3 separate regions of the Homo sapiens genome follow, and regions 2 and 3 are each linked to region 1. Evidence: read pairs that join two places in POLR2A ChIA-PET (ENCODE). Cell type or tissue: MCF 10A. All regions are shown on one strand.

Region 1 (4,000 bases):
CTTTCCTGAGCAGCTTACTGCCGTGGTCTAGTTATGAGAAGATGTGTCACAGAAGTTAAAGATTGCTTGATTCACAAAAACCTGCGTGTTTTGCCTTCTTTTCTGGTATAGTTAATGACTGACAGAACAGAAAACTTTATATAATGAGGCAGCATTACTGCTTAGGAAATGTCCATCTCTTTCTGACTCATTGTGTAACGTTTTCCTGACATTTAAAAATGTCATTTCCTGTGCTCCCCTATCTTCTTCAGCTGTGCGTCAGCCCACCCTGCCTGTCCTCATCATGTCTGCTAATGGGTCCATGCGCCTCTGCTCCATGGACCGCATTGCTGCCCCATGTCAAGCATACATTTTTACACACTATGAGGCCTGTCGGTCATGCTCTTCAATATCATGGGTCTCTCTGCAATCCTTTAGCAGTCTGGACCAGCCGCTGGCTTTTGCCCCACCTCCCGCTGTAAGGTGAGCACTCCGGACAGAGGACATATTCCTGGCTCAGCTACCTAGCAGAACTTTTAACCCTTCAAACCAGCATGACTTCAACTTTGTCGCATTCTGCATTTTCAAAACTGGTTTCAGATCAGTGCCAGTGCCCCTAACAGCCAAAATAAACATTTCATTTCTGACGTTCCTGTATTATTCTCCTCCAACGTATAGTCATTAGCATTGCTTGGTTATGTTCCATGTTCAAAGCACTGTGTGTGTGTGATCAAAACAAGTTTCAACACACGTAACATAGTATGGTCTCTGCAGTTAAGTGTCAATCCAAAGTTTCCTTGGAAAAATACCCAACTTTGAAGGATCTGTGTTAAACAGTTGACTTTGCTGTTAGAGTATCTGAGTTCAGATTGTGGCTCCACCACTGACTAGTTCTGTGGCTTTTGCCAAATTTCTTAGGTGCCTTCTCTGCCAGCCAGGTGCAATGAGTACCTACCTGCAGGCTATCAGGAGGATTACATGAGCTAATCATGCAAAGCTCTTAGAGTAACATTTGTCACTGAGTAAACACTCAGTGATGCGGGTTATTACCAGACAGTATTTTTCTATTTACCTCATGAAATGTTGATTTCTGCATCAGAGGAGTGGCCTATACAAGCTTATGTAGAAAAAAATATTTTTTCATCAGGGAAACAGTCTTGAAAAATGCACATTGTCTGTTGGTTTCGTTGGTGAGCCTGTTGCTTGCTTGGAGCTGCCCTGTATTCACGGCCCTGAAGGCTGACTTCCAGCTCACCCTGCATCTGAATGAACAGGACAGCTGTCCAGAAGTAAAGTCTGTATCAGATTCCCCTGCCAATATAGTTTTTCAAAACATAGGACAGTGGTTTTTAAAATACATGGCAAGTTTTGCTTCTCACTCTGGGCAGGGTTTCTTCTTTAAACTGAGCATTTCTCTATCAACAGCATGCTTTGCAGCTGCCATTTTTGACTCCCTATGGATCCACATCCCATCCAGGCATAAAACCAGTGGCCAATTTCTGGCCTGGAAGGGCTGTTCTAGTGGGTGAGGGAACTGTTCTTTTAAGGGCGGCTGCCACTTGAGAGTGCAAGTTCATTGTTGGCAGCCCCAGCTGTCCTTCATTAGGGTAATGACTGCAGACTGAGGGGAAGGCTCCCTGCCAAAGGTGACTCAGTGGAGAGTCAGATGCCGCTCTCGGAGAATGCAGCTTCACAAAGGGCTGCTTAACCTGGACCCTGGCTTTCACAAGCCCAGGAGGGGAATTTTAGTTTCAAGTACTGTGATTGTTTTCACAGGCCCATAAAAGGGATCTTTGTCAGAGCCTAATCATTATCATAACATTTGAGTGGCCACATAATTCCATTCCGTTCTACAAATAACCAATGGTGTCAATTATGTACAGGACACGGAGCTGGGTCTTTAGGGAATTCCGAGAAACAAGACATGGTTCAAGCCCTCTAGTAGCTTACAATTTAGTAAGGAAGCTAAGACAAGTATAATCACCAATTATCCAAACAAGTGTTCATTGGTTTTCTCTTACGTGCCTGGAAATAGGCCAGAAAAGGAAAAGCAGGTGCATAAAGCCAAGTCTCTGCCCTGGAAGAATGAAAGTAAAATAGGTACCATGGTGATTTCTTTTATCATTTAAGACTTTTTATTTTGAAATAATTTTAAACTTAGAGAAAAAAGTAGAAGAGTACTCTTTGTATATCTTTTACACTGATTTCCAGTTGTTAAGATTTTACCACAGTTGCTTTATCATTATTTTCCTGTAAACTATATATATATATTCTTTCCCATCTGAATCAACTGAGAGTAAGCTGAACACTTCTAAACATTTCACTGTGTATTTCCTAAAAGACAAGGACACTCTCCCACCTAATCACAGAACAACCATCAAAATCAGTAAATTAACATTATAAACACTACTCTGTAATCCAGGACCCCACTTAAATTTTACTAAATATTCCAATAATGTCTTCAAAGTGGGAAAAAATTCCCTTTTTAAGTCATTATCCAATCCAGGATAACATATTACATTTTGTTGTCATCTTTTTGGACACTTCTTCAGTCTTTTCTTGTCTTTTGTGACCTTGATATTATTGAAGCATATTCAACAGTTATTTTGTAGAGTGTCCCTCAATTTGAGTTTGTCTGATGCTTTCTCATGATTAGATTCAGGTTGTGTGTGTTTGACAGGAATACATATGGTAGTGTTGTATCCTTCTCAGTCTATCATGGTAGAAAGGACATGATACCAGTAAAGTCCCATCCCTGGTTATGTTAACTCTGATCACTTGGGGAAGGTGGTGTTTGCCAGCATTCTCTACTGTAGAGTTATTATTTTTTTCTTTTGTAATTCATCAGTATTTTGTGAGGAGCTACCTTGCAATCATGTAGATATCTCATTCCATAAAACCTCTCAACTTGTTTTATCATCCTTGAAAGATTCGTGCCTGAATAAAATACTACCATGATAGCTGCCAATTTTGATTTTTCTAACTTCATCATTGCTTTGACATTCACTGGTTGACATCCTACTGAAAGGAAGTGCTTTCTCTTTTCCCTCACTTATATATTTATTCATTTATTTATTTTTATCAACAAGATCCATGGATTTCCATTTCACTCCATGGGCTATAATCCATTATACCATCATTTATTTTCGTGCTCAAATTGTTCCATATTTGGCTAGTGGTAGCCCCTTAAAGCTGCAAACAACCATCACCAGAAAAGAAAAGAAGTTTAACTGGCTCATGGTTCTGTGAGCTATATAGGCTTCTGCTTCTGGGGAGGACCCAGGAAACTCACAATTATGGTGGAAGGGTAGCAAGCACATATTCACATGGTGGCAGGAGAGAGAGAGAGAGCAAAGGCGGAGGTGCTGAACACTTCCCCACAACCAGATCTTATAAAAACTCTATCATGAGAACAGCAAGGAGGAAGTCTGCTCCTGTGATTCAGTCACCTCCCACCAGGCCCCCCCTTCAACACTGGGGATTACAATTTGACAGGAGATTTGGGTGGGGACACAGAGGCAAACCATATTATTCTACCCCTGGCCCCTCCCAAACCTCGTGTTCTTGTCACATTTCAAAACACAATCATACCTTCCCAACAGACCCCCAAAGTCTTAACTCATTCCATCATTAACTAAAGTCCAAGTCCAAAGTCTCATCTAAGACAAGGAAGTCCCTTCTGCCTATGAGCCTGTAAAATAAAAAACAAATTACTTAGTTACTTTTAAGATATAATGGGGCTACAGGCATTGGGTAAATGCTCCCCTTCCAAAAGGGAGAAATTGGCAAAAACAAAGGGGCTACAGGCCCCATGCAAGTCTGAAATCCAGTAGGGCAGTCATTAACTCTCAAAACTCCAAAATAATCTCCTTTGAGATTCATGTGAATCCATGTATCACATCCAGGCCACACTGATGCAAGGGGTGGGCACCCAAGGCCTTGGGCAGCTCTGCACCTGTGGCTTTGCAGGGTACAGCCCCTGTGGCTACTTTTATGGACTGGCATTGAGTGCCTACAGCTT
Region 2 (4,000 bases), 160 kb before region 1:
CTGAACCAGTTTAGCGGGAAGGGGCATTCTGCTTGCCTAAGCTGAATTCCAGTGCACGTGATTTCACTTGGGTGGTGTCTTTGCTGTCACTTCTCCCTTTACAGGCCTAACCTCAAAACATTCCCTTACCGACCCCTCTCCCCTAAGCAAAATACACAGGCAAAAGGTTTTTGTTGTTACTATACAGGCAAATTATTATTATACAGGTGATATCACAGGCAAAATGTTTTTGTTGTTATTATACCCAGCATCATATAACGGAAGGATGGTGTGTGAATCCACTCTGAGGTGACCTCACAGATGCCCCTTCAGGACCTGGAAGGGGAATTACCCTTGGCCAAGGCCACACTCCTCTCTGGAGGCAGCCCCCATCAATGGCTGGTCCTGGAAGGAAGAAGGATAAAAGGCAGCCCCAGGCAGTTCAGAGCTCCCTGTATAATTGGCCGAGACTGCATCTACATCATAGTTCAGCGCCTCCTCTCCCTGCCTGTCTGTCCTGCCCCAGCTCCCTCACAGGTGCCTGCTTCTGAGAAGATCCTCCTAACCACTCCCGGTAGAAACCTTCCACATGCAAATGTCATCATCTTAGGGTCTGTTTCCCAGGGAATGTGACCCGCAGCAGAAGGTAATTTGGGTAGTGCTACATGCTACTTTGTAACAAGCTCATTTTTACTAATTACGGCATGAGTAGGTGGTGCTTGAACTCAGCAGGGACAGATAAATAGTTTTGATTCAGGCTGAGTGGGGTGGCTCACGCCTGTTAATCCCAGCACTTTGGTAGGCCAATGCGGGTGGATCACTTGAGGTTAGGAGTTTGAGACCAGCCTGGGCAACATGGTGAAACCATGTCTCTATAAAAAATACAAAAGTTAGCTGAACGTGGTGGCATATGCCTGTAGTTCCAGCTACTAGGGAGGCTGAGGTGGGAGGATCACTTGAACCCGGGAGGCAGAGGTTGGAGTGAGCCAAAATTGTACCACTATACTCCAGCCTGGGCAACAGAGTGCGTTTCTGTCTCAAAACAACAACAACAACAACAAAGAGGCAAGTGTAGGATTGAAATATCACCTTTGCTAGTGAGCCAGCTGATCCTGAGAATAGGACCTATATCTGCAGGAATTTGATGGAAGTTCCTCTGCCCCCAGCCATGGCAGTGCTGGACCATAGCCCTCAGCATGGAGAGCATGGAAGGCAGGAGCAGAGCGGAGGTGGCTTCCTGTGGGCAGCTTGTGCCTGAGGGTGACTGAAGAAGGCCCGATTCTTTGTCCTAAACACATCATTGTGTACATTGCTGCACCTTCCCATGGCGGGGCTGGAGTTTGGGGGAAATGAAGTGGAGAGGAGCCCAGGAGTGTTCTGCTGGGCAGCTTCCTACCTGTGGAAGATGGCATAAAGAGTGGGGGGACATTCTGTCCCTCACAGATAGCAATTCCCTTAGGAGATTGTATCTCTTTCTTGGGAATTCGGTCCTCAGCAAATTGATTTCACAGATATTATTAAGTGCCTATTCAATGACATACATTATTTTGGGGGAATCAGAAATGAACAAAACAGGCAAAATCCCTGCTCTCATGGAGGTTACAATCTAGTGGGAAACACAGAGAGTAAATGAGAAAAGCAAGTAAAATATGTTGGGGGATGGATAGCTATCAGTGATCTATTACAACCCCAAAGTGGGAAAGAGGAAATGAGGAATTATGAGGAATGGCATCAAAAAGGGACACAATAAAAGCCTCCATCTGTTTGGGTAGAATAGGGAATAGGGAGTTAATATTTGCCACTCAAACTGTGCTTCAATTTCAGTTGTCCTTTCTGCTGACACTTGTAACACACTTCTCTCTCCCAGCTCCCCTACATCCAAATCCTGCAAGACCCTTATTGCTTTTGTGAACTTGAGCTCTCTCTGCAACCCTCTAGCCCATCCTCTGTAGGCTCAGTCACAGTTAATGACCTTGACTGTAGCCTTGAAGATACGGACATTCCAGGTGCTCTGCCCTGGCAGGAGTTCAGCATTCCTTTCTGTCCACAGTTTTGCTCTTTGGCCTACTTCAGTGCTGATCCAGCTGGCTGTGACTCCCCACCAGATGTGAAGGGACTTGCACCACCTGAATCTGGTTAGAAGCTGGCTCACATAGCCAGGCTTGTAGTTTCAGCTTTGCTACTGTCATGTGAACCCTGGGCCAGAAGATTCTGTTGACACCTGGAAACTAGGAATGGTTTGGCGGTGTCCTGATATGGTGGATATTTATTGTTTTGTGTTTCTGGTACTCCTACTACTTTCTGGGAATAACACTCCCTTTATTTGGGGGAGCTGTTCTTGCTACCCAATGTGAACCAAATGAGTAATTTGTATTTTACATGACCCCACTTGTCTGTACAAAGTGTTTGATCCAAAGGTAGGCCCCTGGCCAAGCTGAGCTAATCATGGGAGCCCCTGTTCTGGCCACAGTGACATGTGTCTAATGCATGACTCAGAACACACCAATCACTCCCCTGGGATTTCAACAACTAAACCTGCGGGGAGAAAACGTTTTTCCCTTGAGGAAAAGCTGGCAGATATAAGCCAGTAGCTGTAGCAGCCATGTCTGACTTCTGTGAGAAAACCAAGCCGTGGTTAGGGGAGAAGAAAGCCGATCCACAGAGAGAGGCAGAGACAAGAGAGTCGGAGAGAGTCTGAGTCCCCGGCTCCAGGTGTCTCAGTCACGCTCCTGCTCTTCAGGGACTTAGGTCAGTACATTCCAATTTTTTCCTTACCTAGGTCAAGTAGGTCAGGTCAGATTCCAGTCATGACTATTAAACATTGAGTCATGGCAACTATATTTGGGAAGACCCAGAGGGTTCAAGTGAGCATCCCCATGTCTTCTACCTGCCCATCTTTGGAAGATTACTTCTTCCATGAAACGTTTTCTTTTTTTTTTTTTCTTGTTTGATACAGGGTCTCTCTGTGTCATCCATGCTGGAGTGCAGTGGTGTGATCTCGGCTCGCTGCAACCTTCTCCTCCTGGGTTCAAGTGATTCTCATGCCTCAGCCTCCCAAGTAGCTGGGGTTACAGGCGCCCACCACCATCCCTGGCTAATTTTTGTATTTTAGTAGAGATGGGGCTTCACCGTGTTGGCCAGGCTGGTCTCAAACTCATGAGCTCAAGTGAGCTGCCTTTCTTGGCTTCCCAAAGTGCTGGGATTTACAGGCATGAGCTACCTACCTGACTCCTCCTCCTTCCTTCCTTCGTTCCCACATAGCGCTTCGGTTCTGCTTCTCTCATGGTACTAGTAATCCTTAGTGTACTTGCTGGTTTAACCATTTGTCCCCACCAAGAAGGTAGAAATTGGTTCTTATTCTTATTCGTATTCTCTAAGTTGGGCATGGAGATGCTTAGTATGTGTTTGTTGGATGAAAGGATAAACAGATAGATGGATGGATAAGTATCATTACCATTAAGTGGGTGCCTCTGTGTGTCAATCCTTTAATAAAGATGTCAAAAGCCCAGAGACTCTCTGGGGACTGAATTAATTCTGGGGCTTTGGAGGGGTTCTGAAAAGGCCTGGGGAATGTGAATTCCCCTGGAACTACTCTGGAGTTGCCACAGGGTGATGCAGAGTTGGTTCAAGTCTGCACAGGACACTTGGTGATTATCAGCTTTCTCTGATTTGTTCAGGGTGCATGAGAGTGGTGTTTCAGCCTGGAGCGGTGGCTCACGTCTGTAAACCCAGCACTTTGGGAGGCCAAGGCGGGCGGATCACCTGACGTCAGGAGTTCGAGACCAGCCTGGCCAACATGGTGAAACCCTGTCTCTACTAAAAAATACAAAAATTAGCCAGGCATGGTGATGTGTGCCTATAATCCCAGCTATTTGGGAGGCTGAGGCAGGAGGATCTCTTGAGCTGGGAGGTAGAGGTTGCAGTGAGCTGAGACTGTGCCACTGCACACTCCAGCCTGGGTGACAGAGTGAGATTCCATCTCAAAAAAAAAAAAAAAAAAAAAAAGAGTAGTGTTTCTTCT
Region 3 (4,000 bases), 120 kb after region 1:
TCCTGTATGCTTTGCGCTCTCTCTCTCTCTTTCCTGACTTCTCCTCAGCCTGTAAGACACATTTAGATCTCTCCCTTCCCAGAGTCTACCCTCGATGGGGAAAACTTGCATATTCACTTAGCCTTTAAGATTCATCTCATTTCACTTTTGCCTTTACACATTTGTGCACTGTTAAATTGGACATGGATTAACTTTGAAATTTAAAAAAGTTTCTCCCCGAAATGAGCAGACAAAAATATTGATCACATGGATCCTGGTCTTCAAGAAGCCTCACCTGACTCATGCTGGCCAGCTAAGCATCCCATAGGCCTGGCCTGAAACTAGAGCTGCATTTGCCACATGACTGAAACCATCTGTGTACGGGCCTATCTCTCCCCAGCTGTCAGCTCTTGGTGGGCAGGTTAATGGCTTTCAAAACCTTTGATTCTCTAGGTCCTGGCACAGTGTCTGATGGTAGTAGAATGCCACTAAGAGTTTGTTGAATTGATCTCAATAATTGCATTTAAGCCAGGGAGAGGCACTTTATATTATCGGCCTCTTGGGGCTACATCAAATAGCAAAATAGAAACAGCACAACTAGGTGAGTAACTAGGTAAATAAGTTGTTTTGATGAACAACTCCATGTGTGTGCCCTATAATACGTAATTAGTCACTCATCCTTACAAGGAATTTTGTTGACATTTGTTATAGTTGCAATTTTTAAGGAAGTAATATCAAGCAAAAGAATCATCAAAGACTTTTCCTATGGTCACTCATTTGAAGACCTTTACATGGAATATGAGACAAAGAACTCTGAAATTCTGGAGTTTAATCTCAAAGCCATTCTCCTTCCCTAAAAGATCATCTTTTGAGGATAGATTTCTGACATGTCTCTTTTTTTATCTCCTTCATTTCTCTGGCTTATTGTGTTGAGCATCCTGAATGATGGTGTTGACTGCCCTCCACCAGAAGCAACTCCACAGAGGAGCAGTGGGATTCATCCACAGAGTACCATGGTCTCTGCAGACACTTTCTATTCACAGATAAGGGTTGCACCAGAGGGAGGAAGAACAGGAATGCCTGTTCATACCCAGGGTTCACAGTAGCAAAATAGAATTCACCCCAAAAATGAAAACACTGCAGAATTTTGGGGATTTTTGATATCAAATCTCCCCAATCTCTGACTTAAAAGGAAACCAAAACGCTCCTTGGAAGAGGTCTGTAAGTCTGTGAGTTAGGGCAGAGCAGAGCCCTCAATATTTTAAGTATACTGCATATACTTAAAAAGCTCTAACAGAAGAATTAAACAAAGGCAGGCAGAATCCTAAATGGAATTCTTCTTTCTAGCTGGTGTGTATATGTTTAGGAGTGGAGGGGGATAGTTTTATGTGCACCTGGGAATCTGAAAATATCTGCTTCCAATGGGTGTCCATGTTCTATGAGTTTGGGAGTCACAAGAGAGAAAGAATGAAATTGTATATTAGGAAGAGGTGCATGCCAAAGAAACACTTGCAGATCTAATGATTCTTGACTACTAGAAGTCATGAGTCATGTCAAGATTGCTTTCTTGTCCGTCACATACATCCCTTCAATTTATTATATATTAAGACTTGTACACCAGTTCCTTCCAAAGGACTTACAGTAGCTTTGTACAATTGGAATCCTTTTTCCTCTTCTAATAAGTACTCAAATCGACAGCTTCCTTACTCCATGGAAGACACAGCCTTGGGATTTAGAAGGGAGCCAACTGAATTGGCAAAGGCCCATCCTCACTGTGTGCATGTACGACAGCCATTTGCATTTTTCTAATTTTGGATTCCTGCTTCAATAGGCACATAGGACATTCTTGAGGGTATCTTGGCAACCCACACCCATATTCATGCACGAAGGTGCCTAGTCTCAGGCTGACTAATCCACTCGTCTAAATTACACATGTCAGGTGACCATGGGATTTGCTGACTGTGTTCAATTAGGTGCAACTATGCAGGGCTTTTCAACATCTCAAGTTACATGAAGCATATGTTAGAATAAATCAATTGACTTTTGCTGCTCGGTTTTGGCTCTGCTTCCAGAGAACTCGTGAGTGGGAAAATGGGATATGCACTCAGTATGTAGGATCCTTTTCTCTCAGCTAGACTTGAAGTAGAGAAAACAAGGAATTTGGACTTAGCCACATCCCTCTGCAGTCTGACTCCCTGGAATCTCAAAGGGAAAAGAAGCAAAGGGAAAAGAGTCACACTAATAAAAAATTATCTATCCATTCATCTGAAGTTGGACACTTACGTCAATTTCATAGCTTGACTATTGTGACTAGTGCTATAATGAACATGGGAGTGCAGGTATCTCTTTGACACACTGATTTCATTTGCCTTGGATATATACCCAGTGGTGGGATTGCTGGATCACATAATAGTCCCATTTTTAATTTTTTGAAGAAGCTCCATACTGTTTTCCATAATGGCTGTCCTACTTTACAATCCCATCAACAGTTTGTAATTGTTCCCTTTTCTCCACATCCTCACCAACACTTTTTTTTTTTGTCTTTTGATGATAGGCTATTTTAACTGGAGTGAGATGGTACCTCATTGTGTGTTTTACTTGCATTTCCCTGTTGATTATTGATGTTGAGCACTTTTCCATGAGGTGATAAATCTAACTGCCTTGATTATACAACACATATATGTACCGAAACATCAAATTGTGCCCCATAAATATTTACAATTAAAATGTGTCAATTTTGAAAAAATTCCCAATGGGATTGGAATGTGATTTTAAGTTTACCCACATTGGTAGTCTCCCATGTGTTCTTTGATGCCTTAAATTCCTTTCCTAAGGAAGGAAGCAGCCATTACAATAAAAACTCAAACTGCAAATATCTGTGGGTAGGTCTAAGTTCCCTTCTTAGTGAAGGATGAGTCAGGCCACCACCTGGGCACCTTCCACGAAAAATCTGTGTATCCAGTGATTCATATATGGACTGAGGAGCTGTGGGGAAGTTCAGGAAAACACAGTGACATCTAATGGCCTGCAGCACTGGAGACCTGGCCCAGGGGTGGAGGGTGGAGGAGCCACAGTTCAAGAATAACAGTGCCCCTGTAAAATAATTCATCATAAGCAAAGAAGGTGTCTGCATGGTAAGACTCAGCCAATGGCCTGAGGCTGGAGAAGGATAGTCATACTGAGCACCCTCTAGAGAATCCCCATGGCCCCAGGTCTTACTCAGGCACTGGGTGCCTTGTATTTGCCCTGGAGAAGAAATGGCCCTAAGTCAATTGCTCTTTGAGCTCCAGCCTCTGGCAGATGCTTGACCTCTAGAACTGTAACACTGTGGGGTTTGGTGAACCTAAACTGGAACTTTCTTCCAATACAGTGCAACACAAATGGAGCATTCTCCTACTCTTCATGGTCTTGAAGTGGCAGTAGCAGCAGTAACCATGACCAACTCAAAGCACTGAGTAACAACCAGCAGATTCATGAACACTTTAGAGCACCCCTAGGAACGCCTGGAGGCATTGTCATCTGCAGGCAGACTAGTAAAACCCTAGAATCTCTGAATCTAGACAGGCAGCTTCATATTAATAAGACCAGACTGAATTGCCCTTACCAGCTCATGAAGACCAAGACATTTGGGTTATACCTGAAAGAAATCATTACTTATGTAACTCCATGTGTTATTAATGACTCACTCATATACTTTCCTATATGAGACTGCGACAGTCTTGGGATAGGGAGCGTATTGGGCAATTTCACTGGCTGCAGAACTTTAATGGTGAATGTGAAAAAAGGTACCCCTAGGTAAAAGGAGAAAAATATAGGAGGGGAAGAGGTTAGAAAGAGAAAGTCTGAGACCTTTTTAGTAAACCAACTCATAAATGAGAAAAATTGAAGCTACCTTTAACTGTAAACTCTAGAAAGCTCATTCTACCAACAAGAAGAATCCAGAAGGACCCAGAGTCTGTAGAATGGCACAAGCATTACATCATATTTCCTTGCCTTTTGGTCCAAAGCCAAGTTATCCTCA

Evidence for each region. Peaks named below come from ENCODE experiments on the same cell type or tissue, not always from the same donor. Only the 100,000 strongest peaks of a DNase experiment are listed, where the experiment ranks them.
Region 2: POLR2A ChIA-PET joins it to region 1 with 8 read pairs; 3 of 35 experiments call an interaction of 5 or more read pairs at or near these places.
Region 3: POLR2A ChIA-PET joins it to region 1 with 11 read pairs; 1 of 35 experiments calls an interaction of 5 or more read pairs at or near these places.

The regions. Positions count from the first base shown.
Region 1 is chr2:173,588,863-173,592,862 of GRCh38, forward strand. No RefSeq gene overlaps it. Among named protein-coding and RNA genes, the nearest start is that of CDCA7, 240 kb to the left of the region's middle. In MCF 10A, no CTCF peak of the experiment used is centred here; DNase peaks (open chromatin) are centred at 919 and 1,639.
Region 2 is chr2:173,426,036-173,430,035 of GRCh38, forward strand. No RefSeq gene overlaps it. Among named protein-coding and RNA genes, the nearest start is that of CDCA7, 73 kb to the left of the region's middle. In MCF 10A, no CTCF peak of the experiment used is centred here; DNase peaks (open chromatin) are centred at 2,086 and 2,456.
Region 3 is chr2:173,713,743-173,717,742 of GRCh38, forward strand. No RefSeq gene overlaps it. Among named protein-coding and RNA genes, the nearest start is that of SP3, 250 kb to the right of the region's middle. In MCF 10A, no CTCF peak of the experiment used is centred here; a DNase peak (open chromatin) is centred at 1,889.